Linked DNA regions of Mus musculus: region 1 is linked to region 2. Evidence: chromatin loops called from intact Hi-C (ENCODE). Cell type or tissue: heart. All regions are shown on one strand. Links, peaks and the distances in the headings refer to the core of each region. The heading gives the core; the rest is flanking DNA. Region 1 overlaps Spata5 (spermatogenesis associated 5). Region 2 overlaps Gm36412 (a long non-coding RNA gene).

Evidence for each region. A loop is a pair of places that touch in the nucleus more often than their neighbours do. Peaks named below come from ENCODE experiments on the same cell type or tissue, not always from the same donor. Only the 100,000 strongest peaks of a DNase experiment are listed, where the experiment ranks them.
Region 1: a loop joins it to region 2, with 1.9 times the contacts of the local background. A loop is called at or near these places in 2 of 42 quality-filtered maps.

Annotation. Positions count from the first base shown.
Region 1 is chr3:37,514,303-37,517,110 of GRCm38, reverse strand. The region is part of intron 14 of Spata5 (spermatogenesis associated 5); the gene reads right to left. Among named protein-coding and RNA genes, the nearest start is that of Gm36412, 87 kb to the left of the region's middle. In heart, for the core only: a CTCF peak has its summit at 1,488 (motif pointing left); a DNase peak (open chromatin) is centred at 1,340.
Region 2 is chr3:37,585,492-37,588,299 of GRCm38, reverse strand. All of the region lies in intron 2 of Gm36412 (a long non-coding RNA gene), which reads left to right. Among named protein-coding and RNA genes, the nearest start is that of Gm36412, 15 kb to the left of the region's middle. In heart, for the core only: a CTCF peak has its summit at 1,603; a DNase peak (open chromatin) is centred at 2,019; H3K4me3 peaks cover 1,044 bases; H3K27ac peaks cover 1,333 bases.

The DNA.
Region 1 (2,808 bases), core at 256-2,755, 71 kb after region 2:
CAGAGTCTCTTGATGGTTTGGAGTTTTCAAATTCAGCTATATTGGCTGGCTATTGAGCCAGGAGTTCCTACTTTGTCTCTGCTGAGATCAAAAGCAAATACCACCATGTTCAGCATTGTTATTGGTTCTGGGTATCAAATTTATGTCCCATGTACTTGTGTGGTAAGCACTTTACTGGCTGAAGCTATCTCTTTCCAGCTACCAAATTTTGATCTATCTAAATTTTAGGAGTTACCTTTTTAAATAAAATTTTTATGTTCGCACCGAACTTTTATTACATTAGCATAAATAATTTGAGTTCTTTTTCTTAGTTTTACTCAGAAAATATAAAGATGTCCTCATATTAACATATTGTGCATAACATAGAAGTAAACATTAAAAGGGGTGCTGCCTTTGCTGATCACAAACCTAAGTTTCTCCATTTTCCTTTACCCAACTGTGTGGACATTCAGGGCTCAGTTCCCAGGTGGAGCATAGATCAGAGCAAATGGCTCCACATCTGTGTTTAGGAGAGCCAGACGCTGACTCACTAATCTATTATATTCATATACTACGGTTAAGAGGGAAGAGGCTATGTTGGGTTATGATGATGGAGAGCAAGAGTAGTATCTGTGTATGAAAATCTCCAGATTCCTGATACTATTCTAAACTTTCCACAAGGAATAACTACTTAGTCCAGCTAACAGCCCCAAGAATGGGGCATGGTTATTACCCCTACTTTACAAAGTACCTAACTTGCCTAAAGTGATATTCTAAGTGGCGAAATCAGGACTGGAGTGTGTCTGTCTTGCTCTAGAGTCCATATTTCACTACTGCATTACAATACAAATGAGTGAAGGCTCAAAGTCAGAGGAAAAGAGTATCCCTACACAAGCTGAGTGAGATCTTTAACTCAAAGGAAAGTGCCTTTCCTCCACACTTGATTTAAGGAGTAGAGTAGGCCAAGCATGAAGCAGTAATTACAATAATGACATCAAGCCTTTACTGCATATTCCAACTGTGTTAAGTTCTTTCCTTTGGTGTTTATACAATCGTCTTTGTAACACTCAGAAGTAGTTTATAGGAAAAGAAATGGGAGCCTGAAGAGGTTAAATGTCAACAGTCAGAAGAATATGAACAAGAAACTGAATACACTTTGATTCCATGCCCTCAAACCCTTGATTTCACTTAGACTAGGTGTAAATTAAGATATAAGATCTTCATAAAAATGGGTGGTGGTGGTAAGGACTCCTTCACCCCTCACCACTTGCAGCAGGTGGGAGAGCTGGCCCCCAAGTCATGAGAACAGGAGAGCTGGCTCTACCCCTCACCAGCTGCAGCACTCAGGAGACTGGGGCCTGCACCTTATCTGGACAACACGGTAGAGTTTCCCCTGGCGGCATGGTTGAGGATGAGCTGGCCCCATCCCTAGCTGGCTGTGGCATTGGGTGAGCTGAGGGGTTAGGAGGGGGTGGGGGACAGTGCTGCAGAGCTCCCCCTGGTGGTGAAGGTTCAGGAGAGCTGGCAGGCTGACCAACTCAGCAGAGATACAGGGTTTTGAGTTGGACCACCCCAACATCTACCCCATTTATGAACTACACATGACAAGGCCAATCCTGCAGATTCAAAGCTGCAGGATCTCCTCTGTCTTTTATAAGAAATATAAAATATTAGGAATGTAAGTTATCTGTACACATTTTACCATTTCTAAATGTGTGAGCTTAATAGTATAGGCAACAATCTTAATTCGTGGAATACAGAACCAGAAGCTTCTGGCAGTGGATTGCCTGTTGCAAACCTATGGGCTGTTTCTGTCAAATGGCTGTGCTGGCTAAGAAGACGCTATATTTAAAGCCTTTTGAAGTATTTTAACATATATCTAATTGGTGTAAGTATATGAAGAACCAATGACAGCAGATTTTTACAATATACATATACACACACACCCTGTTCATGAAAATGAAGAATTCATATTATTGCACAAAAATGTACAATATGAATCTTTCCAGCAACAGAGAGCTACCTATCCTTTATCAGAGATGTTTCTTGTTTTTATAGCAGCCAGAAGGGATGGTCTCCAAACTAAATACTCAATATGGCATGCTGGTGCCATGTGGGTAAATGATCTTTAGTAACCAGCTTGCTTTTATCCTAAATTTCAATAAGAAAGGAGAAACAATTTTTTGATTCTTTAAAGTTAAATAAATAAATGACTTAGGGAGGACAGGAGAGAGAGCAGAGTGAGATGGGGAGACAGGTATTACCTGAAGGGGCATCTGCTAGATGCCAAGGGCATTTTGTGGAGTGGCATTTAAACATCTTATGAAGATGGAGATAGTTTTTTTTTCTTGTGTGTGTGTGTGTGTGTGTGTGAACTTTAACCAAATACTTAAAATCTTAAAAAGGAGTGAAAGCTCTGAAAATGCACTGTTACAAACCTAACACATTCTCTTAACAACTCATTTAAAAGCATCTTCCATGTGGGTCATTGGATTAACACTGCTCTGAGCAATAAAATTAATAGGATCATAAATATGAAAGGTCCTAACAGATAGTTCAACTTCACTGATTTGAAACACATGAATGGATTTGTTTTTCACTATTCAGTCTTTTTTCTTGATGTCAACCCAGTTGTCATAAAGATGGTTTCTTTTAGAAATATATACACACACATATATACATATATACATATACATATATATAAAATTTAAGAGGGATACTAAAAACTAGTCTTTAGAGATAAATCTACAGCTTTAAATACTTATCCACCCTTACAGAAGGCCAACAACTTCTATTAAGAGTATTTCCTTGTGGACCCACAAACTACCA
Region 2 (2,808 bases), core at 100-2,599:
TCATTATGGGATGGATCCCCGGGTATGGTAGTCTCTAGATGGCCCATCCTTTCATCTCAGCCCCAAACTTTGTCTCTGTAACTCCTTCCATGGGTGTTTTGTTCCCAATTCTAAGAAGGGGCGAAGTGACCACACTTTGGTCTTCGTTCTTCTTGTGTTTCATGTGTTTTACAAATTGTATCTTGTATCTTGGGTATACTAAGTTTCTGGGCTAATATCCACTTATCAGTGAGTACATATCATGTGAGTTCTTTTGTGATTGGGTTACCTCACTCAGGATGATGCCCTCCAGGGAGGACCTGCTTCCTAACCAGGGGACAGAATGTCAAGTGAGCGGCAGAAAAGGAAGAGCCAATGTGAACCAGAGCTTACACAAAGGTTTCATAGAAATAACCCAAAACAGTCTTTTCACCCTAGCTTCTCACAGGGAGGTTTGTGACTGGTGGGAACAGCAGGTAGTGATGGGCAAGTCTCGGGGTGATGTGCCTTCTCTCTAATTCTAATTCTAGGGTCAGAGACCACATGACCTACCTCTCTGTTCACCTCAAGCCCAGTCCTTTCTAGTTCTTAGAACGAACCAGTGGAAGCCGGGCTGTTGTGGCGCACGCCTTTAGTCCCAGCACTCAGGAGGCAGAGGCAGGTGGATCTCTGTGAGTTCGAGGCCAGTGTAGTCTACAGAGTGAGTTCCACGACAGCCAAAGGTACAGAGAAACCCTACCTCAAAAAACCAGAAAACCATAAAACAAACCAACAGAGCTATTGAATTCTGTCAGGGCCGGGCAGATTCCCATGATTCCGCTGGGTGAGCACTCACAGCTTGTTTGTACGCCCAGAAGGCTTTGGGGACGGCTGTTCCTACTGTGTGTCACTGGATGTTGTTAGAGGCTTTGATGTTTTCTAAGGTTGCATAAAGTGCACTTTCAAAGATAGAAAACAGAGGAAGAAAGTCTAACCAATACAAACATCAAAATAACATGACCTTTCTGCCATAAATTAGGGGGCCGGAGAAATGGCTTTCTACAGCTGGGGTATTTGATGTGCTGAACTTGCTGGGTTGGCAGATTAATCGCATTTATACTGGGAAAGTATTCCAGGACATTAAAGGATTTATTTGTTTGCTAATCTGCTTCAGGCCCCAGAGGCCTTGTTACAAAATAAGGGGGCGGAAGGAGAAGAGAAGGGGCTGAAAGGAGGGGCTAGGAACAGGACAGGATTTCTTCCCCGTTGGGCAGGCAGTTTTGTTAACCTAAAGAGGCCAGAGCTCTTCAACACCACGGGAACCTCTGACAGAGCCTCCCTGTTTATGAGCCAAAGAAGTTTGCTTGTTTGCTCTTTCCACCGTATAAAGTTAACGTGGTCTTCCTCTGTAAACACAAGCAGGGTTCTTCCTTGTTTTAACCATCTAGGATTTGGAAGTGTCTGCTTGAGAGACACGCAGATGGAAAAAAATACATGGGGAATTCTGGGAGATTTACTGAGGGCGCCGCTGCTGATGGCGGCTTTCATCTGAGGCAGTTCCCTTTCTTCCCGTTTTGTAAAAAACTCTTTTCCCTCAAATGCAAACAAACATTTGCTTTCCTGTTGCCTTTTCCCCCTGCGGACAGGCTACGAAGTGCACTAGCCAAACAGTCTCTTAATCTCTTGTCCAAAGACTATAACCTTCTTTTGGCAAACCAGCGATTTTGTTTTGTTCCCCAGCACCTTGACAATGCTCAGAAAACATAATCCTCTTCTCACAGTGGAATCTCGGCTTTGCTGTTCTGTCCCCGGCAGCCCAAGCGATGGAATTAAAGGAGAGTTAAGCTTTTCCAGAGAGGCATTTCCTTCCTTGAGGTCCTCACAGAAAAGTCTGCTTTATTTTTAGTAATATCCTGGCTCCTGGTATTGTATTTGTGCACATAATCCCTCCACAATAACGCTAGCTGTCTGGTGGCACGTCCCCCCAAGGAACTCAAAGGCCTTTACAGACGTTAATTAATTCTCCCAGCACCCGGGTGAGATGGGTGGGTGTTCCATTCCGATCTCTGTATTATTATTCCCATTTTGTGATTTTGCCAAAATTCTTTTGCCTTCTTCCCCAGTGTGTTTCCGAATGGAATTCGTCCTCAGTGCCGGGCTGGCTGATTAAGTCCACAGGAAAGGAAGAAATCAGAGTAAAATGAATCAGAAGAGGAGGGTGCAGCACACTGTCAAGCCAAGAAGGCTGGGCTGCTGGAACGCAGGATGCACAATGTGCAGTCCCCCAGCTTCTCCATGGATGCACAGGGGAGTAAGGGAAGAGGGGATGTACAGCCAGCCCTCCCATTCATTCACCCAGAGGGGAGGAGAGCCCAGTCTGGGAACCACGACAGACAAGATGCTCATTAACACCAACAAAGAGGCAGGAACCATCAAGTCTCTTCTGATATCCCCAGCTTCCAGCAAGGACATCCTGCAAACTGTTGCTTCCCAGTCCTAGCCCTACCAGAGCAGTTGATGCCTCCTGTTCTCACCAGCGTAGGTTCTTCTAAGGTGGAAATGTGTTTCTAGAACCCTGATCATGTGATGTACTGATGCTGGTGACTTTTTTTCATGACAGAGGAAAAACTCTTTGGGTGGGGGCAAGAATCATTGGTTGAAAAAACTTAGTACAGAGCCATCAAGATGGCTCAGCTGGTGAAAGCCTTTGCTGTCAAGGCTGACAATTACGGGGACCTTCAGAGAAAGGAGACAACAGAACCTTCAGAAAGGTCCACATGCCCATTGTGGCCCAAGGGCGCTTGCACTACACAGGCACAAATACAAAACTAGTAACTTCTAGTTTTAAAA